2 separate regions of the Mus musculus genome follow, and region 2 is linked to region 1. Evidence: chromatin loops called from intact Hi-C (ENCODE). Cell type or tissue: left cerebral cortex. All regions are shown on one strand. Links, peaks and the distances in the headings refer to the core of each region. The heading gives the core; the rest is flanking DNA.

Region 1 (12,731 bases), core at 1,778-9,777:
TAAGTAGTTTCACTCTAAAACTCCTTTTGGTCAAAGATGTGGTCACAGTCTGAAAGACATAAGTGGTACCATGGGGGTGGGGAGTGTGCTTGTTTAAGAGACCCACTAGGAGCCTACAGTGAATATGTATGGTCTTCATTAACTCTTGCGCCATTCCTCCTTGGAACACAAACATGTCCAGACATCATCTAGAAGTCCATCCAGTGAAGCTGATACCTAGGACTGACCATTGCACAGGGTAGAGGAAATAGAGTAGCTAGGGAGAAGTAATAACATTGGACACAGAGGGCACGTGGCTGGGGATAGTGAGGGTGGATGGGGCAGGTACATGAGATGACAGTACATGGCACTTTACAGCATTTAGCTCTCCCATGTATCATGTGTACATGTGTGTGCATGTGTGTGTGTTCATATTTGTTCGTGTGTGAATGAGTGTGCGTGCACACACCTGTGTGCATGTACACATGCATGTGCATGTGTGCGCATGCACGTGTGAATGTGCATGGTATGTGTGTACCTGTGTGTGTGCACCCAAGTGTGCATGTGTGAGTGCTTCTATGTATGTGTATGTGCAAGTATGCATGTATGTGTGTATGTACACACGTGTGTGTGTGTGTGTGTGTGTGTGTGTGTGTGTGTGTGTGTGTGTGTGTGTGAGGCCAGAGGTTGGCATCATGTTTTCCTGGATAGATTTTTACTTTAATTTTTGAGACCGGATCTCATAGAACCTGGTGCTCACCCGTGGGCTATGCTGGATGGCCAGCAAGCTCTGCTGATCCTTCTGCCTGTCTTCACTTCCCTTGCCATGTAGCAGAGTTATAGATGCACAGGACTATGCCTAGATTTTCTACCTGAGCACTGGGCAACAAACTCAGGTACTCGTGTGAGCTAGGCAGGCACTTTGCCACCTCTCCTCCACCCTCCGCTCTGCTGTTCTTTATCTCCCTGTCTTCCGCTGACAGACTTCAAGTGTGAGGACAGAGAGGAGTCCTGTTCACTGCTGGGGCCTCAGGCTTGTGAGTGCCATTGATTTCTCAGTCACTCAGTAAGCCCATCAACTCTCCGTATCCCCAGAAGGTCTGCTTGCAGATCTGATCCAGTTCAGAAGTAGGCATGGTAGGAACAGAAGGCTCTGAAGACACTCTCCATATTCATGTTACTCAGAAGTCTGACTTGTCACTGGGAGTATGCCACTCTACCTGCTTACAGGCTTTCTTACATCTAGCTAACCTTCACCCACCGGCTCACTGGAGCAAGCTCATCACGAAAGGTGGTGCCTTAGTCTGGTACCACTGTTAAAAACAGGATAGTGTGGAAACAGATAAACTTTATTTCTCAATGTTTTAGAACCCAGGAAGCCCAAGGATATTCGTACACACAGTCCTGATGTCTAACAGGACGACTGTCTGCTTCTAAGAGAGCATCTTGTTGCTATGTCTCCTGGACCAACGTCCAGCTCTGGCAGAAAGACCAAGGAGTGGGAGGGAGTGAAGCTCCTCCTTGAAGTCGATGATAAGGACTTTATTATTCTCATCCCACCCAGAAGGCTCTGCCCTCAAACCATATTCACCTCCTAAGGGCCCTACCTCTTAATCCTATCACATAGGTGACTAAGGATCAACACACCCATTGTAAGGGACTTTCAGACCATAGCAACTGTGAAACGAGTTCATGGAAACACATTCCCACCTTGAATAGCCTGGTGCAGTCTTGATGCACTGACCCTCTATCTCCTGCTTTTGATTTTAAGGCTCTGAGCAATGCCAGCTTAGCAGGCCATCAGGAGTTAGGGAGCTCTCTTGTAAACCTAGCCATCTGCACAACTGGGCACGTCCTTGTGAAACACTGACTCTGCTCACCCCCAATCCAACTGAGGTTTACATAGTGCTGGCTGAGGAAGGTGTCCCTGGAAACCATCAGAGCACTGTCTCTCAAGACTCTGGCTTGTTAGGGTCTATGGTGATAGAGGCAGTCTCCACAAAACTTCTGCCAAGCACCGCTGGGTTACATTGGATGAAAGTCCTGGTTATTTGATTTTTTTTTCTTTTACAACGAGAAGCATGTGGAAAGACATGTCTTCCATCCATTCAGTCTTTCATCAGCCTTTTCTTCTTCTTTTTCAGCTGTGTGTGTTTATGTGTATATGTATATGTGTGTGTTATGTATGTATGCGTATGTGTGCATGTGTATGTATGTGTGTATGTATACATGTGTGTTATGTATGTATGCGTATGTGTGCATGTGTATGTATGTGTGTATGTGTGTGTATGTATACATGTGTGTTATATATGTATGCGTATGTGTGCATGTGTATGTATGTGTGTATGTGTTTATGTGTGTATGTGTGTGTGTGTATGTGTCTGTATGTGTGTGTATATGTGTGCATGTGTGTATGTGTATGTAGGTGTATGTATGTGTATGTAGGTGTGTGTATGTGTATGTAGGTGTGTGTATGTGTATGTAGGTGTGTGTGTATGTAGGTGTGTGTATGTGTGTGTAGGTGTGTGCATATGTGTGTGTAAGCTCAGGGTGTGCAGGTGTACTTGTACAGCTGTTTATGCATGTGTGTGCTCATGTGTGTGGAGGCCAGGGAAAAAACAAGCATGTTACTGTTGTGCATTCGTCCCAGACTCTTAGTTTGCTTTTTCAGAGCTTAGCAAGGGCCTTGAATAAGATAGCTTTCTGCCTGTAAACTTGATATAGGCCAGGGGCAGCTTTCTTAGAAAACATTTTGTATAAATTAAGAGTATTTTGGGGTTTGTGCAGCATAGGCCACCGTGGGAGCAACTCTGCCCCGCCCTGGGACATGGGGAGCAATAAAGGTGACACTCTTGAAAATGGGTGTGGTTCCCTCCAGGAGAACTTCTGTAAATTTCATAGGATTTCCAAGTCTCTTCTATAACTTCTAAGACTCCCTGCCCCCAACCATTAATAAACCATTAATAAATTCTTGTTTGATGGCTGAACAAAAACAATCAGACACTGGGCGGAACTTAGCTAGCAAGCCCCAGATGGCCAGTCTCCTAGGATGGCCTCTAAGATTGGATGGGTGAGCCCATCACTGATTGTAGAGACCACGCAGCACTGTCCTGTGCTCCTGCCTCATGACAGCTCCCTCAGCGTTTGACCCTCACTCCCAGCCCACAGATCTTTCTACAAAGCAGAAATATCCGTATGTTCTCTGATGTTACTGGGCACATCTGGGGGCTTGTTTTCTCAAAAGAAACTGAGATGACTCTAGTGACTATTTGGTCTTGAAATCGTTTAATTTAGTTTTTTTTCCCCTTCCCTTCATTCCCTTACCCTTTCTCCATAACAGAAATTAACATAAAAAATTCCTTCTGGCTAAATTCCCAATGCATTTTCACAGTGAGCATTTTCTGAAGTGAAAATTAGGGGCTTCCTCGCAGTTTTCATCAGGGATGTGAAATGGTGTAGCTCACGGGGGTGGAGAACTCAAGCCCGTTTATGAATTAATGCGTGCTGGTAAGGGGGCCTGTCTCTAGCCTGCCAGAGGACCCTTTTCTACAAACTCCAGCATACCATCAACGAGTTTTATTTTCCCTTTTCATTCCATCACTGAGACAGTGTCATTTGGTATTTGAAGAAATTAATTGGCGCCCATGGAGGGCTGCACTGCCTGTGCTGTCCCTAGGAATGCTGGAACCTCGGGTGCACTGTAGGGTCTACCTCTACTCCCTCCACCTCTCCATCTCCAGCCTCCCACCCCTCCATCTTTTCTAGCTGAATCTAATGATAAGGAACAGTACTGCATCCTCATAAAGACTCGGAAGTCCAGTGCAGCAGGAAAACACTTCTGGGAAAGGAGCAGCCTTCTGCCCATCTCTAGATCTGGTTCCCAAGGCAACCTTGAATTCTTCAGTCTGATTCATCTGACTGATTAATTAATTAGTATAAGCTGTTGATCTAGATAAGTCTGTTGGCCTTTGCTATCTGCCTTATCTCTCTGTCCATCAATTATCTGTCTGTCTATCCTCTATTTCTCTCTATGTGCCATTTTATTATTTGTTGTCTTAATTAGGAAAACACAATGACCAAAAAACAACTTAGGGAGGAAATGGTTTATTTTGGTCACAGTTCCATATAGCAGTTCATCATGAAAAACAATGGGGGCAGGAACTCACCTGGAGACAGGAGATAGCACAGAGGCCATGGAGAAGTGCTGCTTACTGACTGGCATCTCCTGGCTTGTTCAGCCTGTTCTCTTAAAGAACCCAGGGCCACCAGCCCAGGGATGGCTCCAACCACAGTGGACTGGATCTTATGGAGGCATTCTCTCAATTGAGGCGCCTTCCTCTGTCATGACTCTAGCTGTGTCAAGTTGACATAAAGCTAGCCAGTACATGTATGCATTTACCAACTGTTGTGGCTTGAATAGGTATGGCCCCATAGACTCAAGTGTTTGAATGCTTGTGTCATAGGGATTAGCACTATTAGAAAGTGTTGCCTTGTAAGAGTGGGTGTGGTCTTATTGGCAGAAGTGTGTCACTATCTGTGTGCGTGTCTGTGGGAGGGGACTTGGAGGTCTCCTATGCTCAAGCTATGTCCAATGTGATACACAGTCTGTTTCTGCTACCTGTGGATCAAGATGTAGAGCTCTCAGCTTCTTCTCTAGCACCATATCCGCCTGGATGCTGCCGTTCTTTCTACCATGGTGAAAATGGACTAAATCTCTGGAACTGTATGCTATTCCCAATTAAATGTTTATAAAAGTTGTCTTGACCATGGTGCATCTTCAGAGCAATAAAATCCTAACTAAGACACTATCTGTCTATAATCTATCAATCATCAATCTTTTTACCACTTATCTGTTATCTATAGATCATCTGTCTATCTAGCTTCTATCTATCTATCTATCTATCTATCTATCTATCTATCTATCTATCTACCATCTGTCTGTCTGTCTGTCTATCTATCTATCTATCTATCAATCAATCTATCATCTGTCTGTCTATCTATCTATCTATCTATCTATCTATTTATCTATCTATCTATCTATCTATCTATCTATCGACTTAATCTTACCCTTGGGATATCTGGTATTTGTGGTCTGATAACTCTGAGATTAAGCATAATTTGAATTCTGCAGCAGTTTACAGGAGCTACAGGAGGAAAGAAATCCCATTATAATGATTAAAATGATAGTTCTTTTGAATCAGCTAGATCTGTCTGAGTTTTGGTTTCTCTGTTTAGAGACCAATGTGGACGTGGGGAAAATGATTGCCTCCTTGTTTCTCTGAAAAAGCATCTACAGAGCACTCAGTAAAATCCATGTAACTTAGAAGAGCATGCTTTTCCTTTTTTTTTTTTTTTTTTTGCTCTGAACATTTGTTGACTTGCTACTTTGCTTCTGAAAACACAATAAAAATAAATGTGCAAAATGGAAGATCTTTCCCTCAGCTAGGAAAGATGGAGAAGGTATACAGACATGTTCAGCAATGCCAGTGTATGTGAGGAATGGGGAAAGGGGTATGAAGGAAGGAAGAGGGAGAGGGAGAGGGAGAGGGACAGGGGTGCTGTTTCTGGAGACTGTGGCACCTCTAGGAGGTGAGGCTTGGTGGGCAGAGAATGGGTCACTGCCTGCGTCTATCTTTGATTGGCTGTGCTGAAGCCCTGTTCTCCACTTCCTGGTTTGCCTGCAAGTGAAACTCCTAACATGGTGTCACTGGTACACCTGCTTGCAATGGCAGACTGACCCCTCTGAGACCTTCTGTAAAAAGTTAACTCCATTCTCCTTCAGATGGTTCCGTAGCACACTTTGACAGAGATTTTGTCATCAATACAGAGCTCACCAGCAAAGTTGAGGATGTTAAGAAAACAATGTTCAACCTGAGTACCAAAGGGCAGATAGACGCTCTCTGCCCAGGTAGTCAAGAGTAGGGTTATAGTCTCATGAAAGGAATGGGGAAAGATTCTGCTTTCGCTAGAATTTAAGGTGGGGGAGACGGAGGAGGTGTCACAGTGACTCTGAGGAATGGTGCTGGAGAAGATGCCAAAGAAGCCGACTGGCCTTTTATGCTCAGCGGACTTTTGAAATACGAGAAAAAGCAGAGTGTAGACGGAGAAGGCAATGGCTTTCCCACCTCTGAGTGTGGGAGAACTAGAAGACAGGTGAAATAGAGACCCAGTGACAGCTCAAACACCCTCTGGTATCCGGCCACCACAAAAGCCGCCCAACAAGCCCTTGACTCCGCAGCTATCTGACAAAGCAAGACCAACAATCGGTCATCTCCGCACAGGACCGAGCAGGCTTCCCACCAAAGCCCTTCCCCTTAAACTAGTTTCCTGCAGGGTTTCAATCCACAGCTACCCTCCTCATTACAAAACTCCGTTCCACCCTCTCAACACGGGGAACCGGGGAACGTCTTGCTGGCATGGGGACCTGGGACACAAAGATGGGGACTTCCAGGGAGGAAGAAAGCTGATGGCAATTCTTTGCAGCTATAGAAACAAAAGCTGCCACCCATACAGAGGGAAAACAGATCATTCATGCACGAGTGTTCTGGGTCTGTTTTTAGGAGGAACGGAAACCAAGGCACCTGGCTGTGGCTTTTCCTGGCTCTCCTGCCAACAGACATCATCCAGTCAGGGGCCTAGCAAGAAGAAGTTGAGCCAGAAAGGTGTGTGTGTGTGTGTGTGTGTGTGTGTGTGTGTGTGTGTGTGTGTGTGTGTGTTTGTGTGTTTTCTTCAGGGTTCAGGTGCCTAGGGAACGGTAATCCTAGAGGAACCGCACTGCGGCCTGCTGGACCTCCTCCCATATCCTCCCATATCACGGCCCAGCGAGTAGGGTTGGAGCAGGCTTCTTTTCCAGCTTGCCTAGGCTTGGTTCCAGCAGCACCGCTGCTTCTCCCAGCCCTAGGTGCGTGCCTTTCCTCCTCCCTTAGCAACTGGGAGTCTGTGGACGCCACGGAGTAGCAACCGGGAGGCTGCGGGGAGCCCGGGTGAGGAAGGGCGGAGCCCAGCCCAGGTGCCCCGAGTCCCCGCCACTGCAGCAAGCCACCGCTAGCCGCATCTGCACCTGCAGCGGGGTCTGAAAAGGATTCTGCAAAAATGAGCCATTCTCACCCCGCTGGGTAAGTGACAACTGGCTTTGCCTAGCTGTGGCAGGTGGCGGCTTCAGCCAGCGGCTCTCCTCCTCCTCCCTCCTGCTGCGGAGCTCTGGGGCGGCAGGGAGAGGGAGGGAGAGCTCGGGGAGGGGAAAACATACACAGATTCTAGGTTGCAGGAGGATGGCAGAAATCCCAGGCGTCCTATCTCCTCCCTACCCATCCTCGCTTCTTCATAACATTCGCCACTCTTGAAATTCTCAGCCTGGAAAGACAGGAAAAATGGATGTGAAAACCGCGTACAATAAGCAGGGACGAATGTCAGCTGGGATGAATGTCCCTCAGCGTGGAACGCAAGTGTTTAAATGCTAAAGTAGAAGTTACTGAAATACGCATTTGTTGGGAGATTCGAGACAGAAATAAATTCTCTCTGTGGCTTGCATACAAAGGAAAGGTTGTTTCTATGTCTAGGAAGGTCTCCTTGTAGGAGGGAGGCCCCTTATGTCAGGATGTATCTTCCTAGTTGCAGAAGCACCATAAAGCCTTCTTTAGAACCACCTGGGCCCAGGAAAGTGGTATGGCTGGCAAGAGGAAGAGTTCAACGAATGAGGTGCTCATGCACCCAGACAGTCTCCTGTGGGCGACTCTTCAGAAGGCATATTAGCAACATTCAAAGCATAATAGACAGTGAGCACTCTTTGTTGGTTATTACACAAACAAGGTCTTCATTCTCTGTGAAAGGAAGAGCATCCTCTTGCCTTTTGAATTAAGTGTGCAACACACATTAGATCAGCGTTTATTACCAAATGTATCTAGTACACAGAGCACTCCCCTCCCCTCTTCGGTTTTTCAAGTAATTTGAAAATGATTTTCAAGTCCATTTACTACACATGTGAAGGAGCAGTGGATTGGTGGTGTCTGAGACACCATATTCATTATTGCTCTCATGATTTACAGTCACACTAGAGGATCTTACTTTTTCCCAGGGAAAGGACAGGAAACAGTAATGTTTGAACAGTCCAGAGCCCTCTAAGCTGTCCTGCTGGAAGGTGGTTTCAGAACATTTTGGAAAGTAAGGGCACCGTGCTAAATCGAATTTTGGTGCTTTGATGTTTTGCTGCTGAGTTTCTGAGCAACTGTAGTTGGCCATGGGTCCCATGGGATGGGAATAACATGTTTTCTGCAGATGCTGTTGGCACTTTGTCTGAATCCAGGAAAATGAATGTGTCCGTCACGGTCTCTTCCTATGTTTGTCAAGTTTTTGACTAAGTTAGAATCTGATTATTCCATTTAATCATTTATGTGAAAATACAGGCAAACCTGCATTTGCTTATTACACTGTGCCAGGATTAAGATTTCAGAAACAGAAGTCAAAATTTTCTGAAGCCTCACTAGTTACGAGCACACGGGGAAAGGGGACTGAATAAACATGCGCACTGTGCGGCACTGTTCAAGGAGGATGTGGGGTTGGCACACACATCCTGCACTAAGATGCAAAGCTTCTTGAAGTATTAGCTCCATGCCTTATATGCTTTGCTTCTCTGTATCTAGGACTGTTCAGGGTAAGGGTAAGCTTAAGAGTCACTGGTTGAATGAGTGGTACTGGCTGATAGGGCATGTGGTCACCAAAGAAAAGCTTGTTAGAGCAGACATTCAATACGTATGCGAGCCAGGTTCGGCTCTGGTGTAAACATGAGATATTTCATTGACTACAGAAAAAGAGAGAGTAATGACTGAGGTTTCCACAGACAGTGAAGATCAGGACCGAGAGGTTTCTAAGATGCTTCAGCTTGAAGGGCCAGGGCCGAAACATAAAGCCAGCGTCTCTGGTCAGCTTGTGCCCTTCATCATCCCATGCAATAATCTAATATACATGAGCATTAATGTGTAGAACTTTCATTCAGATCAGATCAACATCTGATAAATTGCAGACACAGTGACCAAATATTACTATAGAGGATGGCAATAATTTTTTAATAGTGCCTGTGTAAGTACGTTGTGATTGCTTTGTAAAAGTAAATAGATGCGAGCTACAGGGCTTACAATGTTAACTCTCATCACTTGAAAAGCAAAACTAGACAGGTCTCTATGATTTCAAGACCAATCTCCTGCACCTAGGAAGCTCCAGGCTAGCCAGAGCTCCACGAGGAGACTCTATTTCAAAATAAGGGAACAAACAAACAAATGGAAACCATAAGCAGAAATGTATTTAGTCTACATGCCTTAAACTTCACCCAAGAACAAAAGCACTCAAATTGACGCAAGTCTCCTCCTCAAATAAAAGGGGTAATTATTTCTCTTGTTTATGTTACCATTTGGAAATAGTAAAAGTTTGAGTAGCAAATAAAGGGTCTCATCAAAGCTGAGATGCCTTCTTCATCATTCATAATTATTACATTTTAAAGATAAGATGGCAATAAAGTGCAGTTTTACCATAAACCAGATATTGTGCATCTGAACTTCCTCCTGTCGGGTAGTAGCGGCTGATGCTTTCCCCTGGCTCTTCTCCCCTCGGAGTTGCTCACCTACTTAATTACATCATCAAACACTGGATATAAAAGGCACACAGGGCCCCATGCGGGCTTTGTTCAGATGGAGTTTGGGAGTAAATAAAAATGATCCTAAAAAGTCTTGCAAAGATAACATAGACGTCACGGTTCCGCTGCCTCTCCGTTTGGTGGATACCAACTATGAAACATCATCGCCAGTTCTACTGTCTGAAATGAAAGGAGTTTTAGAGTGAATTCATGGACCCTCCAGTTTACTAGGTCCCACCCACTTTGCTGGTTCTATATGAGTTTGAGGCACTCTGACTCAGGATGGAATGGGGACTCTTGCATCCTCCAGCTTAGATAAGAATAAAACATATAGCCCTTTCTTCATGCTCATCTCTGAATCTACCTGGCTTTGGGTCTCTGTCTGAGAGAGCCAATCGACTGAGAAGAGCCATCAAATATACATTTTTGAGTAAAGAAGAGAGAAAAGTTATACTTCATAACAAGGAAAAATGCAGAAAATATAGCTTTAAACTGTTGTATTTCCTGATAACTCCAGAGAGCCAAATAGTATCAGTTGTGCATCTTTAGAGAGTATGTAGATTCCCTGGTGACACTGTAATCCACTCATTTGTGCACAATAGATGTGTCCATTACACGCTTGAGCAGTCTTCAGGGTCTTTCCCTCCATCCTTAACCATCAGGCCCTCAGCAGAAGATTCTAGTTCACTGCTCATGCCGATCCCCCAAATCATCCCTTTAATACAGAATTTCAGAGTTGCTATTTTTTAAATATCTGAATTTGTTTGGTAGTTCTTCTGAAGGCCAACGTGCTAATTTTAGGAAACAAGTTGGTTCCACTTAATGGTTGGATTTAACAGGTTCGCTAGCCCTGGCTTCTCCTCTGATCTTATGCCACAATCCTAAATGTTCTTTTTAGTATGGATACCATGACTCTTCCTTATTCTGAACAAACCCATTCATACAAAGAGATGCGAGTGGGGAGGGGCGTTTGTCCTGGTAATAGCATTGCTTTGAAGTCCTTCAGAGCTGAGCATCAAAACCTCAGGCACCTGGGCCCCATAAATGTTCAGTTTAATGGCTCCCCAGAGCTTTCAGCTGCTTCTGAGGCAATGAATTGGGAGCTTTTGGATTTTTATTCAGACTAGTTGCCCGGTGTGGAAGGTGTTTGTTGTAGCAACCCCTAGACTATACGTAAGATTGTCCCTTCACACCTCTCCTTTCCTAAGCCCCATGCTCCCCAGTGGGATAACAGAGAGTGTGGGCTACCTCACCTTCATGGAAGCAGAAGGGGGGTTATAATTTGTAGTGGGGCAGGTATGAGGATGTGGGGATGAGTGAAGTAAACATTTCCCATTTTAAGAAAGCACAGGAGGAAGCTGAGAGTAGAGTTAGACGTCTACTGAAGCTAGCCTTGCTCAAGTGTCTCCAGGAAAGTCTTTTACGGTATCCTGTGACTGTGCAAATCCAAGTTTACAAACTGATTTAGAGACCAGCATCATCATAAGGTCTTGTAGGGTCCCCTGCTCTCATCTGTTCTCTGAGCCTCTGCTTAGGAACACAGGAAGGAGAGACTGAGTATTCTTCAGGTTATTTGGACTAAGAGCAAAAAGGGAAAGTACAGCTTTTCTGACTGGATTCTTAACTCCTAACATAGCACCAGGATAATCTAAGCCTGAGGGAGCATGTATTTCTGAACCTTCAAATTTTTAGCTGAACATTGTGGTTTGAATAATTGTTGGCTTTAGGTGGATAATTCTGTTGGTGTTAGGATTTTAGGATTCTGGAAAGTCACTTCTAAGGAAAACCTCAAATTCTGTAGTTAGTTTTGAGTCTTCTGTGACTCATTTCGATCCAGACCAAGACATATGGTATGGAGTGAGAATCGTGGCTCCTCCCTCCCTGAGCATCTTTCCTCCCCTACACAGATTGCAGAATACTACATGGTATGTGATGATTTCATAAATACCAAGTGTAAAGGGAAACTCTCACATTTAAGTGGCACTAAAATCAGCACAAAGAAGCAGAGCACACACCGCAGCCTTTACACTGTGTTCTGTGAGTGTCTTTGTCATTTTTTCTTCAGATTGTAAATCCCCAAATGGTATGACTGTGTGCATACTTTACTACAAATAGCAGAACAGTTGGCTAGTTCAAGGAAAACTCTCAACTAGCAAAGACGTAAAGTGATCAGACATATATTTGTACTGTGTATTCAAGTGCAGCATTTAAGGTAAGTATATTTGAATAGTTATTCTTTATTTTTTGCATAAGTGACTATCTGTCCAAACTGCGTTTGATAATGAGGTTATGCAGTGTCTCCAGACTTGGGTGTGTCAACACACTCTCCCTAGTTGTTTTCTTCCTTCCCTTGGCTTATTTGTCTTTATTATCCAAGCGAAGCACATGTAAAGCAGTTGAGTAGTGAATTATGTGTAGAACCCCATGTTGGTTTTATAGGTTAAACAATTTTCAAGAACTTGTACCTTCACCTAAAACAGTCAAGCAGAATATTCCAGCTTTGGAAAACTGATCTTTTTTTTCACTCTTGTCTCCCTCCAGTCCAGAAAGGAGACACATCCTTCACTGGCAACATTGTTGCTACTTGGCCCAAAGTAACTCATCTGGGAGCTTGGCTCATTGGACTAATGTGTCTTCTGCAGAGAGAGGAGGGGATGTGACAAGCTGAACAGAGCACTTTGAATAGTCATGCTTTACTGTGATTCTGTTGGTGTTAGGATTTTAGGCTTCTAGAAAATTGTTACCAAATCATTGCTTGTACAGTGAGCCTCAAGAAATAAACATAAACAGTGAACAACCCTGGAACGTGGAGAGATAGTGGTCTGGATTCTTTAATAATTTCTCATTCTCTTTCGAGTCCTCTCTGATCCTTGATCCCTTCTCCCTATCTCCTTCCTGTGGCTGATTCTTGATCTGAGGAAGGCTACTGTGATGTGGAGCCTCATCTACTTAAAGATACATGGCTTCCTTATGGTCTTCCCCTCTAGCACAGCTGTCAGCACAAATGTGGTAGGACCCAGAGGGTTTGCCTTAGTCAGGGTTTGTATTTCTGCACAAAACATCATGACCAAGAAGCAAGTTGGGGAGGAAAGGGTTTATTTAGCTTACAATTCCACACTGCTGTTCA
Region 2 (12,731 bases), core at 2,977-10,976, 430 kb after region 1:
AGAGATGAACAGACAGGGAAAATGCATGCAGTCCACAGGCTCAGATTCATCTTATTTCCAGAGAATAGTTTCTCTGTAGCTTTAAGATTCCAAATGTCTAAACAAGACAGAAAACAGACTCCAAAGAACTGAAGTGCCTTTATGTCTTCCAGTGTTTTAACACTGTTCTTCAAGTTGTCTTGCATGCCAAACACCATAGTAGAATATTTTAAGTGTCCATTTATCTTCACACTTAAAGAACACAAAAAAGAATATGCTGGCACAACAGTTTTTGCTATGACAGAACTGCTGATAATGCAGTTTTCCCCGATGGACACCTCAGGCCCCAATCTAGAATACTCTACCACTGAGCCAGGGGCCACACAGCATCCTGAATCCACTATACTGTGAATGACACAGGCTGTTCCACTGGAGCGCTCAGGAACACTTGGAGAGACACTGAAAGCTATGGATTGTAAGCCCAGCTCCGTCTTTAATGCACTATCAGAGGTGAAATGAAGCAGATACTCTTGCAGTGTTCCAATGTGATAAAATCTGGAGTTATTAAGAACAACAACATTCAGTGGTGTTCCCTTGAGGAGGTGGAATATTTTCTGCCTCATGTCCAACAACTGGGACTCTTCTTTAGTGACATGAGATGTGTTCCTGGTGTACTCTGCAGTTGCTCCAGGCCCCAGTGCCTGAAGAAAGTCTCCATAGGCATCTATTTCACAGTTCAGTGGGCCTTCACTTTTATAGAAATCAAGTAACTTTTTGGCTGATTTGTGATCCATGTAAAACAGGCTATCTGTGTAGACATACTCAGTGTGCAATGGAAGACAGTCAGTGTCACCTCCAGACAAGTTCTGTTGACCAAAGCTTCGTTGTCTATGCACAGCATTAAAGCGGTGCATGTTTTCAATGGTGGGCTTGTGGAGGAATTGGTAGCATTGCCTGTACTCAAGGTCACCATGTTGTAAGGAACTGTCAGAGTGCAAGACAAATACTCCATGAGTAGTGCCTACAGCCAGACTAGACGGATGGGCTAAGGCAGTAAAGCCAGGCTGGTCAAAGGCAATGTACTCACTGTCCCCAACACTGTAGAGTTCGATATCATCTGCACAGGTGACCAAGACTCCAGGCCTCATGTTTGAGGGGAAATCCACGTACATGGCTAGTTTTAACTCCAACATCTGATAAATGGGTTCACCAAGTGGTAAGGCTGTGAAGATCTTTCCTAAAGCACTCGCATTGGGAAGGCGTTGGCTGTAGCCACCTGTAAAAGTTGCAAAGTATTTAGCAATATGTTCTTTAGGAGATTTTCAAAATCTGGTAGCACCAGGTATAATATCTGAAGATATTTAATACTAAGTATTTAATCAAAATTCAGAGTAGAATTATTAGATCTAGACAAAAAAAAATCGAAAAGTGTTTCTCTTATAGCAATCTTAAGTTGCAATGCAATTTTAAAGTCTCTAGGTCAGGAAATGATTTGAAGACACACAGAGCCTGTTCAGAAACAACTGTATGACTAACAAAAATTAAAACTTGATCTTTCATGTACATTTTTGACAAGGCATTCCAAGCATGGTTAAAGTTATGTATGAGAAATGTACTTCATAGAAAATAGTGTAAAAGACTAGAACAGTTTAACAGTTTCAAAATGTACCTCTCTGTTATACATCCATTTCATGAGTTATTGCCTTCAACTTACAAAATATACTTAGAGAAAATAAAGGCAAATTTACTTCAGTAAATTTTTTTAAAATTATACCACTTTTTCATTTAAATTGGCTTTTCCCTTCCAAAATGAACACCATAATGTCCTGATTCCTGAAACATGTTCTCTCAAACACATTAGCTGTCTTAAATCCTTTTCGTGTAGAGAAAGGTGTATAGTACAGTGCAGACTTGTGTATTGGGATAAAGTCTGCTGTAGCATGCTTCATGCTGATAGTGGCAGGTTTCAGCGAGCACCTGGGGATTTACTAAAGTCCTCTGGGGCATCAGGAAATCAGTAACACATTTAAATTACTTTTGTACAAAATATATTGTTCAAGATCTGAGAGAGAAAATAATTTTCATTGTTTCTTTTCTCTAGAGAGCAGAAAATATTAGTTTTCACTCAAAGAACTATCTTCAGCTATTCTTCACATCCATAGAGACGCAACCCCAGGTAGACACCAAAATCTGAGGGTACTGATCTCCCTGCCCTGAAATGGCACAGTATTTGCATGTAGCCCACAATGCTTTACTGGAAAATATATTTATGCCATCTAGTACAATATTATGTTTATATAAACAGTAGTTATGTAGAGATATTCCAGGAATTTTTTTAAAAAGGTACATATTTAGTATAGAGACATTTTTATTTTCTTTCAAATACTTTCTGTCCACGGTTGCTTGAATCTGCAGAGGTGGATGGAATGCCAGGATCCAGAGGGCTCACTATATGTATTGCTAGTTATTTTCTAAGTGTAATTAGTTTTACTAAACTCATAATAAAAACTTTTACTCTACAAGACAATGAATTGTTCTATATTGTTAATTTTTCTTGAAAGCAGGACTTAGATGTTTTTGTTCATGTCATCTATAGAAAGTCATATTACTGTGTATGCAACTCAGAATTACAAAGCATCTTTAAAGCTACAAATATGACCATTCTCAATTATATATCCCAAGGCTAATGTTAAGCCTTGGTAAAACTTTTAGCTCACTGGAATATAAACAACAGAAGTTTCTATGAAACCAAAATGTTCATATAATTACATGTATTAATTTATACTTCTAACACTGTTTTTCTGACTTTTCTCATTTGAAATGTTCTATTTGCTTTTACATATTTTGTCACCTTTTCTTTTGTTTTTAAAACTGTTAATTATTGTAGCTTTTTTGCTCTTAAAAATCAGACAAAAATGCAAGGCAGAAGTTTTGACAAAAGGGTTATCATCATCATTATCATCATCATCCATTTTCCTCGGCAACAAAAGTCCCCTCAAGGTGCCTGAGAAATGGTCACATTTTCATGAGTTTTATAAAAAATAATTTTCTATTTGCAAAACAAAAGTGAAATAAAACATTCATAGAAGTTGATGATGTAATAATCTATGTTAAAAATAAATTTTGTGAAAATCCTACCATTTACAAACTGCACATAACAAAAGAAAAAAATGAGTATTTATTTCTCAAGTAAAATACCATCAATGAATTTTAAGGCAAAATAAAATTTGAGAGATCATTTGCAAGGGGGACAAAGTCTCTACGGTGTCAAAGGTAGAAAGCTCAAGGGCAAATGTGAATAAGTCAACAATAAGTTACCAGAGTGGATTAGCAGGACCTTCAGAGAATTCCATTTGTCTCCACAGAGGCTTTCCAAACACTCAAGGGAACAAAGTGTTGATCCTCCATTTCCTTAAAAACAATTCAGAAGCATATTGTTTCAGATAAAACTAGGAATATTTTTATATAAGCAATGTTACAATTTTGAAGACGTGAATTTTGTCAATAGGAGGCAGACAGATTGATGTTATTGTCAGAAGAAGTGATCAGGTACAGTAAGTAAGCAAACAAACAGCTAATCAGGGAACACAGAGAGTAAAGCTCACAATGTCTCAGTGTCATGATAGAAGTGATAAGGTACAGGACCTGAGACTGTAAATTGATATACACTTGCCAACATACAACATACAATGGCTTCTTCCACATGACACAACCTAACACACTAGTTGGAGGTTTTTGTTTTTTTTCTTAATGTAGGAACCTGGTTGTATAAAATATTTTAAATACCACTTACATCCTGTATACTTAATTCTCCTCTATAGAAGAGACATCATACAGGTGCTAACCTTCTAAACCAGGAGTGGGAAGTGAGAGGAACGCCAGTGCCATGCACGTGCATCTTGTTCCGCACGACGAGGCTTTAGCTTTACTCAGCACATGAGCCACAAGCTTAGTGATACATTCTTATAAAATCATACTATTTACAGTCTAAACACTGCAAGTAAATAAGTAAATGAGAGATGAATGTTGGCCTTCTTTTAATGAATAACAATACAAAAGTAGAAGAAATCCTTTGCACTTCTCTCCTTAAGGAATCAAAGGTGACACGTAATTGATATATCTGCAATGATGACAAAGTTGAATTCTCCAGGGTTTAAGTAAATATTCTACGATACTTCAAGTAACTGGTCCTTGTTTGTCTGTTTCCCGTAACTTGGTCCTAAGAGGCCAAGTATATATATACATCAGCTTCCTGATTTGTTTTCTTCACCAAACTACTTCATGAAATGACTCAGTTGCTCAGTTGGAAAAGATCTTAAGAGAACTTCCAGCAAATTCCAGTGTAAATTGTACTGAGGCAAAAAAAAAAAAAAAAAAAATCTTTAAAATAAGGTCTGGACTAGTTTCTCTGTAAGTCACAGGGGCTCAGAATCTCTTTTTGGACTTTTATCATTTTAAAAGCTAAGTTTCAGATCTTAAAGTTTTTAAAGGCCATGTGTACAGATAAACAGTTTATAAACTATAAACAAAGAAAAATTATTTTTCAATTATTATTTTTGTCCAGAGTCCTTTATAAGCACCCCCATGAAATGTGTACCAATTTTGGTCCCAGCAGGATCTGGAAAAACATGGTATTGAACTCCAAGAGGCAATTCCCTTTTCTTCAGCTTCTCGGACAACTGTTGCTTGTAAGCGAGCTCCTGCTTTTCATCAGCTGCTGTTATTGCAACCACATCCCAGAATTCTCCAGCTGCCACGGGTTTGCCTATTGGAAAAATAGCAAGGAACCTTCTTTTAATGCTATCAGTCATCTCACTTACAAGTTTGCCTATTTCAAAACAGGGGCTAACAAAGGATAATCATTACCATCTTCCATACTAAGAAGGGGATACAACCAGCCAATCAACCAACCAACCAACCAACAAACCAATCAACAAAACAAACAAGCAAACATTACCCTCTAAAAGCAAGTTTTGCGAACCAGGGCCCTTAATGTTGCTGGCTGAGAAATTTCAACTCAAGGATCCACTCCTTCCAGGTTTTTGTTTAGGAATGTGGTCTTTTGTTATTGTTGCTTATCATTTTTTTCTTTCCTTTTCTTTTGTGGTACTGGGAAATAACCACAGAGTCCTATGCTTGCCAGCTCTATCACTGAGCTATGTTCATAATCCTTCATTTATCTATTTAATTAATTTAGTATCTTACGTTTGACAGGGTTGAGACAGGCTAGTTCAAAGGTAGTAAGCTATTGCAAGTGATTGTTCACATTCAGTTACAGATTGAAGTTCTATTCTATACTTCCCCCCTTCTCACTAATGCACTTGACTAGAGATAGAGGAAGGCAAAGCCTACCTAACCCAGAACTCCTCTAATGTGCTTGAAATTGGTCCTGCGAGTTCACTTCAGGGTCTCTCTATCTTGGCAATGGGAGACCCAGAAGGCTGGACTTCTGCAGAATAAATACTCTTTGTGTTTACATACTGTTGGAATCTGGGGCATCATTCTTTGGTGACTCATTCTTCAGTGAATCATGGACTCTTCCACTACTTGACAGATTGGCTCTGAACTCATATTTATTTTCTATCTATCTACCACACGACCGATCGATCTACCTATTATCTATCTGTCTATCAATTATCATCGTCTATTTGTCTGTGCAATCCAGGTAGGTCTTGAACCTCGTTCCTACTGCCTTAGCGTCTCAAGTAGATGACAGTACAGACTTGCGACACCAGTCCTAGCTTCTAATATTTTTATTAACGATGATCAAACTACACTTTATATAAGCAATCAGAATACAACACAAACCCCAGGACTAAACTTCTCAATGAACTCATTAAATGACAAATTGCACTTTCAAGAATCAGTGGAACCCTCTAATCAGCAAAAATATTAATAAGGTTTTTAACAAGTTGAGAGAGAATGAGAGGGAGGGGAAAGATAAAGAGGGAGGGAGGGACTGAGATAAGAAGGAGGAATAGGTAGGAAAGGAGGGGGAAGGGGAGGGAGAAGGAGAGGAGAGAGACAGACATGTTAGCTTGGATTTAATAGTTCCAATCATTCTGGTATCCAAATATAAGACCGTACATTTTAGGCACTCATAAATATCAATTTTACCAGACAGCTGTACCCCAAACTTACATTATCAAATTTAAAGCCATGATTGCCTCCGTATTGGGGTTTACATTGGAATAAAGTGGAGTTAAGCAGCGGGGCTTGGGAAAAGAAAAGAAACAAGGTAACGACTACTGCAGACTCTAAGCAAAAGGTCTTCTACCACTGAGTTAAGCCAGTGTTACTTCCCGTTGGTAATTCTCTTACTGCTCCTTCCTGACATCTAAGTTTAGGCTCGCACAGAGAGGAGGAAAAGGGAAAAAGGGAAAAGTCTGGCTGGCCTGGCCAGGACGGAGCGGACAGGAAGGGGTATCGGACAGGAAGCTGCGCGGGGTCCTTGGGAAGGCGCTCTCCGTGCAGGGGGGCAGAGAACTCAGTTCCGCCTTGGTACCTCTCAGCTCAGAAAATCTGCGCAGTTTCCGCAGGGTGGCTTCGCGGAGAGACGCCATGGCCGACTTCCGGGAGCACACTTAGCACGCACGCGCACTCCAAACCCCGCCCCGCCCCGCCCCGCCCCGCCTCCTCCATGCTCTCCACGTCACCGCGGCCCTGGAAGCGCCCTGAGACTTGAAAAGCTAGGATGGCGTGAGCGTGCGCAAGCGGCGTTTCCTGGGCAACGATCTGTGGGGCAGATGGGCGGGCACCTAGCGGGGTCGGGTTGTGCGGAGCTCTGGGTTCCTGCCTTACCGTGTCTGACAACCCGCGGTGCGACCGAGAAGACCAACCCACCCACCATTAGTGGATCCACCACCCAGATGCTGAGGTGACCTGCCCGCACGGAGCTCCTATTCCTGTCAGAAGCCTCCCAGGGAGGCCAGGCCCCTGAACCAGAGAGAGGCTCGGCTCTGTGGGATGCTTTCTGGTGGGCCAGACTACTCTGCACCCTTCAGTTGTCCAACTTCCCAGGCCCAGTACTGAACTAGCGCCTTTAGCCAGCACTGCACACTCTGTTGTGTTCACTTGCTTCAAGGAGATTCAACCAAAGGTGCCAGATATTGGAAAGAACCAGTCTTACTTAATACACTTTCATAGAGTGGTTATATGTGTTTCTCTTGTAGAGTGCATAAGTTTATATCGAGTACTACAGGTTGATCTCTTTAATCTTTCACATAGTACATAGAGAGGAACGCTATTTGAGGAAGCCATTTCAGTCTGAAACCCAGAAATCTTACCACTACAATTTGACTTGAGAAGCTTCTCTTCTTTAAAATCTAACTCAGAATTCTGCATAGCAGCTCCCTATGAACTTTTAAGTTTCTGAGTAAGCTTAGTTTTTCACTTAAAGCCTTGACCTCAGCATTTAATTCTGTATTTAAAGTGGACACATTTGTGGGGAGGAGATAACTGTTTCACAATACACTCCGGCTGAAGGAAATTAAGAAAATACAGAAAGGCCCGATAGATAATAACAGCAATAGCAGTCAGAGCTTGTAATTTATAGTCTTGAGTGAACTGGAGTCATCCCAGGTTTTTGGTGACCTGCCTTATGTTTAAAGGGCACAGACACACTGAAGTATGTTGGTGGGTATGGCAAGAATATAAGCAGAGCTTTATTTGGAGTCTACTAAAGTAACACAAACAGGAAAGATTTGGTGGAAATTTAAAAGATAATAATGGGAGATGGAGAGAAATTGCTTAGATTATAGAAACACTTAACCAACAACACCTGTCCAATAAATAAGTGTGGATTGTGAGAGAAATTACTAAAAGATGCTGAAAGTGGATGACATGACATTTAAATGAGCTGAGGAAAGGTATGTATGGGGAAGCATAGTGAAGTCATAAGAGAAGACCTGTAATAATATTGGATATGTAGAATAAACTAGTGCAAATATAGTAGAAATTGTTGTGTGTCTGTGCATCATGTATGTGGTTCTGGAGATCAAGACAGGGCTGGCTAGACAATTTTGTGAGTTGTCAGAATGGAGAGGGAATTTATTTTCAACTACAGGAGGAGGTTGAGGTCCAAAGGGAATAATACAGGTCAAAAAGGCCTACATATTTGAGTACCTACCAAACATTCTTATAAGTGGAAAACAAATTAACCAAATTTAAATTTCTCATATAGTACTTCACACCCACCTTTCCATTCCATGCTGAAATGTGCTGTCTTGAGCTAGTGCAGGCCTTGGGTGCTGTTACAGCTGCTGTGAGTTCATGAGTGCAGCTGCCTGCTATGTCCAGAAAACAGTGTCCACCTCCTCCGGCACTTACCCTCTTTCTCCCTCCCTTTGACAGTGATCCCTACACTGTGTGTGTGTGTGTGTGTGTGTGTGTGTGTGTGTGTGTGTGTACCTTTCAGAAATTGAGCACTGCTTAGTTGTACTCTCTACACATTGACCAGTTATTAGTCTCTGTGTTAGTTGCCATATATTGCAAAAAGAAGAAAGAAAGAAAGAAAGAAAGAAAGAAACCTTTCTGATGAGGGTTGAGAGATGCACTAAACTATGGGTGTAGCTATAGATAATTGGGAGTTAGTTTAATATGCTATGTCTGTTCGGTAGATTAATAGTAGTAGTAGGTTCTCCAGTAGAACTTCATGACCTACCTGTCTGGCCACACATTTGTGATTCTAATAGCGGTGTTAGATATGGGCTCTATTTATGGAGGGTGACTTAAATTCTTAAATCAGAAAGTTGTTGGTTACCCCTCATGAAATTCTTCTCACTAGTATACCAGTAAGTGCATTTTACCAGGTCAGTCGTTAAAGCTTATATAAGTCCTGTTTCTACCTGAGGGGCTATGGACCATTCATAGCTGCTTGGAAAGGCTGAATCAATTTTCTTTAAGGCTGTGGCCTCTCTGGTAGGTCAACCATGCTTTAGTAGATGGCCCCACTCATGAGGATATTGGCAGCATACAATAGACCCAATGAACTTTAACAAAAGAAGAGAGATAAAACTCTTTGAATATGTATATTGTCTAAAAGTTAAAGTAAATGAGATGGAATAATCAGAATGATGAATAATTTCAGATAAGAGCTTCATGTACAGTGATGTGGCTGTATAAAACTACACATCTCTCTATATATATTATTTATACACGATGCAGTGAAGCATGTCACTTTTAATTAGAGGGATGGAATCTTGATGCTGTTAATAAGGATGGATGTTGATTGTATGAACCATGTTTGTAAAAATATGATTTTGTGTATTGGATTAAAAAGGGGAATTAAGAAAATAACCAGTAATGTGGCTGCCTTGGAGAAAGCATTGCAAAACATAGTTGGTGAAACACTGGTATCCAAAATAATACAAGGCACTCAAACTCAACAGTAAGCAAACAGCCAACCAAAAAATGATCAAAAAAGCTAAAAAAGGAAGTACCTCATTGGAGGACATACTCAGATGGCAAACCAAAACACAGCATCAGATATATGTAGGAATTTCAAATTCAAAAATTCAGGTACCCCTATATAGCTACCAGACTGGCCATGATTTAAAATACCAATACACCAAATACTAGTAAGAATGTAAAGGAATAATTTTTCAGCTTGTTGCTGATGGAAACACAAAATAGTGTTTTTAAAGACAAGCAGTCCATGACAAGATAAAGCATATATATGATCCAAAAGTAGGGTCCTTGATGTTTATCCATAGTGAGTGAAGACCACATAATATGCAATGACAAGTGTGGGCTTTGTTGTGAGATATTCACTTTGGTAGTAACCTGTAGATCTCTGCTGGGCTCTTCACTATAACAAATACATATTACTTCATAATACTAATTTAATAATGGAGAACTTTGAAATTGAATCATTATAAGAAGACTATACCTCTAAATTCTTCTGTTGACCTAAAACAACAGAAAACACCCTTTGCAGGAGAGATGTGATAAAGATATGCTAGTTATGGCTGAGTGTTCCAAAGTGTCTCACATGCTACATGTCTACCTTTAGGTCTCTGTATTAGTTATCATCTAATGCAAGAGGAAGCTTGTCTAATGAGGGTTGAATGAAGCACTCTTCTATGGGTATAGTAATACATCATTCTGAGTCATTTTATTGCTATATTTATTTAGCAGACTAGTAATATTAGGTTTTACTCTAGTACCCATGACCTATATAGTCTGAGGTTCTTGGCTTTCTTAACAGGGTCAGGTATGAGTTTCAAGTTGTGGAGAGGACCTTAAATCCGATTTACAGTAATTGGTTACTACTGTAACATTTGGGCCATTATCACACTTGTTCACTCCTTGCAGGAAGGCCACTATTGTAGCTCACAGGGTTTATACCTATATGTGATTTTGATAATGTTTCTCCTTTGGAAGCAAGCATAGTGCCTTCCAGCAGTGTGATAGCTTGAATGATAATGTCTCCCATAGGTGCATATATTTGAATGCTTGGTCTCAAGATAGAGGGACTGAGAAACTTTTTAGGAAGATTAGGAGATGTGTCCTAGAGAATGAATATCACCTGGGACAGGTTTTCGTACACCAGTATCTTTGTTTGGGTGATTGTTGTTGTTTTGTTTTTTTTTTTGTTTGTTTGTTTTGAGGGAAGATAAAGTTGGTGGAGTATGGGAAGTGTGTTGGCAGAGGGAAGAAATGATCAAATTATATTGTATGAAAATATTTAAAAATAAAGCAAACAATCATAGTAAAATGACACATTTATTGTATGAGTCGTACTCTGACATTCCTTGTGGAACAGCTACTGGCTCCAAATGAGCCATATTTTCTATTCTGAAACATGCCATACTTGCCTGCTTGTAAGTCCTTATCATTGAAAGTAAACAAAACTTTACCCTAAAATGGAAAAAAAAAAACAAAAAAACAACAACAACAAAAAAAACCCGAAGTCATTGGTAGGAAAACTCAAGGAGAGGATTCCATAGCCATGTGCTTAAAGGAAATGAGATACAGTGTGGGTGCAGCCTGCATTTCTGGGTCTACTGAATGGAATGTGGCTTTAAAGTTGGAAGGGTAACTTATTTGTAATTTGGGCTACTCTCTCTCAGAATAGCCATACATTTCCTGATTAAAAGACCGTGCTGTCCCTTTTCCTGTGTGACCCTGCTACAATATCCCTGTGGCCTCAAATCTCTCCAGAGTTAGGTGCATCTTCTCTGAACTGAGTCCAGACTCAGCAGTCCTCTGCTGTATGTGTGTTGGGGGCCTCAGGTCAGCTGGTGTATGCTGTCTGGTTGGTGGTCCAGTGTCTGAGAGATCTTGAGGATCCAGGTTAGTTGAGACTGCTCGTCTTCCTACAGGGTTGCCCTCCTCCTCAACTTTTTCCAGCTTTTCCATAATTCAACCACAGGGTTCACCAGCTTCCATTCATTGATTGGGTGCAAATATCTGCATGCGACTCTTTCAGCTGCTTGTTGAGTCTTTCAGAGGGCAGTCATGGTAGGCCCCTTTTTGTGAGCACACCACAGCATCAGTAATAGTGTCAGGCCTTCAGGCCTGGAGCTGGATCCCAATTTGGGCCTGTCACTAGACCTCGTTTTTCCTCAGGCTCTTCTCTATTTTTGTCCCTGCAGTTCTTTCAGACAGGAACGATTCTACGTCAGAATTTTTGACTGTGGGATGGCAATCCCATCTCTCTACTTGATGTACTTTCTTTCTACTGGAGTTGGGCTTTAGAAGTTCCCTCTCCCCACTGTAGGGCATTTCATCTAAGTTTCCTCACTTTAAGTCCTGAGAGTCTTTTACCCCCCTGCTCTCTGGTAATGTTTTAGAGGGTCCCCCCACCTCCTACCTCCTGAGGTTTCTTGTTCCCATTCTTTCTGTTGGCCCTCAGGGCTTCAGTCCTGTTTCCCCTACCTCCTTAAATATAAATCTCCATCTTTTCTAGATGTTTCATGGAACAATCACAAAAGAGCTTACCAGCCATGAGGAATGGAGTCACTATAATGAAAATATAATAGAAGATCAGAAAGATTTTGTATTTGTGAAGTATAGTGGCCTTCATCTGAAGTCCATGGAGAACCTGCAGACCTGCATCTCTCTGAGAGTGTGCATCTTCTCTAACAACTTCCTTACTGACATTCAGCCACTGCAGAGCTGCAAAAAGCTCATCAAACTTGATCTCCATGGAAACCAGGTAAGCATTAACTACTGCCTGTATGCCAGTGAACTTACACTGTAAATCTAAACTCTCTTTCTACCTTATTAGTTTTCTATTTCTAGGTATAAGAGGATTTCTTTTGCTGTGAAGAGACACTATGACCATGAACATGTTTTATAAAGGAAAACTTTTAATTGGAGCTGGCTTACAGTTCAGAGGTTGAATCAGTTATCATCATATCGGGAAGCAGGGTAGGCATGGTGCTGGAAAGGGAGCTGAGCATTCTGCATTCAGATCATCAGGCAACAGGCAGTGATGTGAGCCGCACCAGGCACGACTTGAGCGTCTGAAACCTTAACGCCCATTTCTTAGTGACATACCTACTTCAACAAAGCCAAATCTACTCCAACAAGGCCACAATTCCTAATAGTGCCACTCCCTATGGGCCTATAAGGGGCATTTGCCCTTAACCCATCACATTCAACTCCCTGTCCCCCACTGGCTTGTAACTGTATCATTAACCCAACTATAAAAGTCCCACAGTCATTCACAGTCTCAATCCTGCTGAACAGTCCAAAGTTGAAAGTCTCTTCTGAGACTCATGCAGTTTCTCAACTGTAATCCTTCT

What was found. Peaks named below come from ENCODE experiments on the same cell type or tissue, not always from the same donor. Only the 100,000 strongest peaks of a DNase experiment are listed, where the experiment ranks them.
Region 2: a loop joins it to region 1, with 4 times the contacts of the local background. A loop is called at or near these places in 7 of 42 quality-filtered maps.

Annotation. Positions count from the first base shown.
Region 1 is chr3:154,657,190-154,669,920 of GRCm38, forward strand. It overlaps a transcript of Erich3 not described here. Among named protein-coding and RNA genes, the nearest start is that of Erich3, 48 kb to the right of the region's middle. In left cerebral cortex, for the core only: no CTCF peak of the experiment used is centred there; DNase peaks (open chromatin) are centred at 6,588 and 7,097; H3K4me3 peaks cover 1,017 bases; H3K27ac peaks cover 1,683 bases.
Region 2 is chr3:155,086,815-155,099,545 of GRCm38, forward strand. It overlaps Fpgt (fucose-1-phosphate guanylyltransferase), which reads right to left and starts at 6,564. Exons shown (of 4, transcript NM_029330.2): 1 at 6,485-6,564; 2 at 4,577-4,744; 3 at 3,298-3,390; 4 at 1-1,255. The coding sequence starts at 6,542. It overlaps Lrriq3 (leucine-rich repeats and IQ motif containing 3), which reads left to right and starts at 6,620. Exons shown (of 8, transcript NM_028938.2): 1 at 6,620-6,856; 2 at 11,891-12,139. The coding sequence starts at 11,891. In left cerebral cortex, for the core only: a CTCF peak has its summit at 6,507; a DNase peak (open chromatin) is centred at 6,571; H3K4me3 peaks cover 1,493 bases; H3K27ac peaks cover 1,034 bases.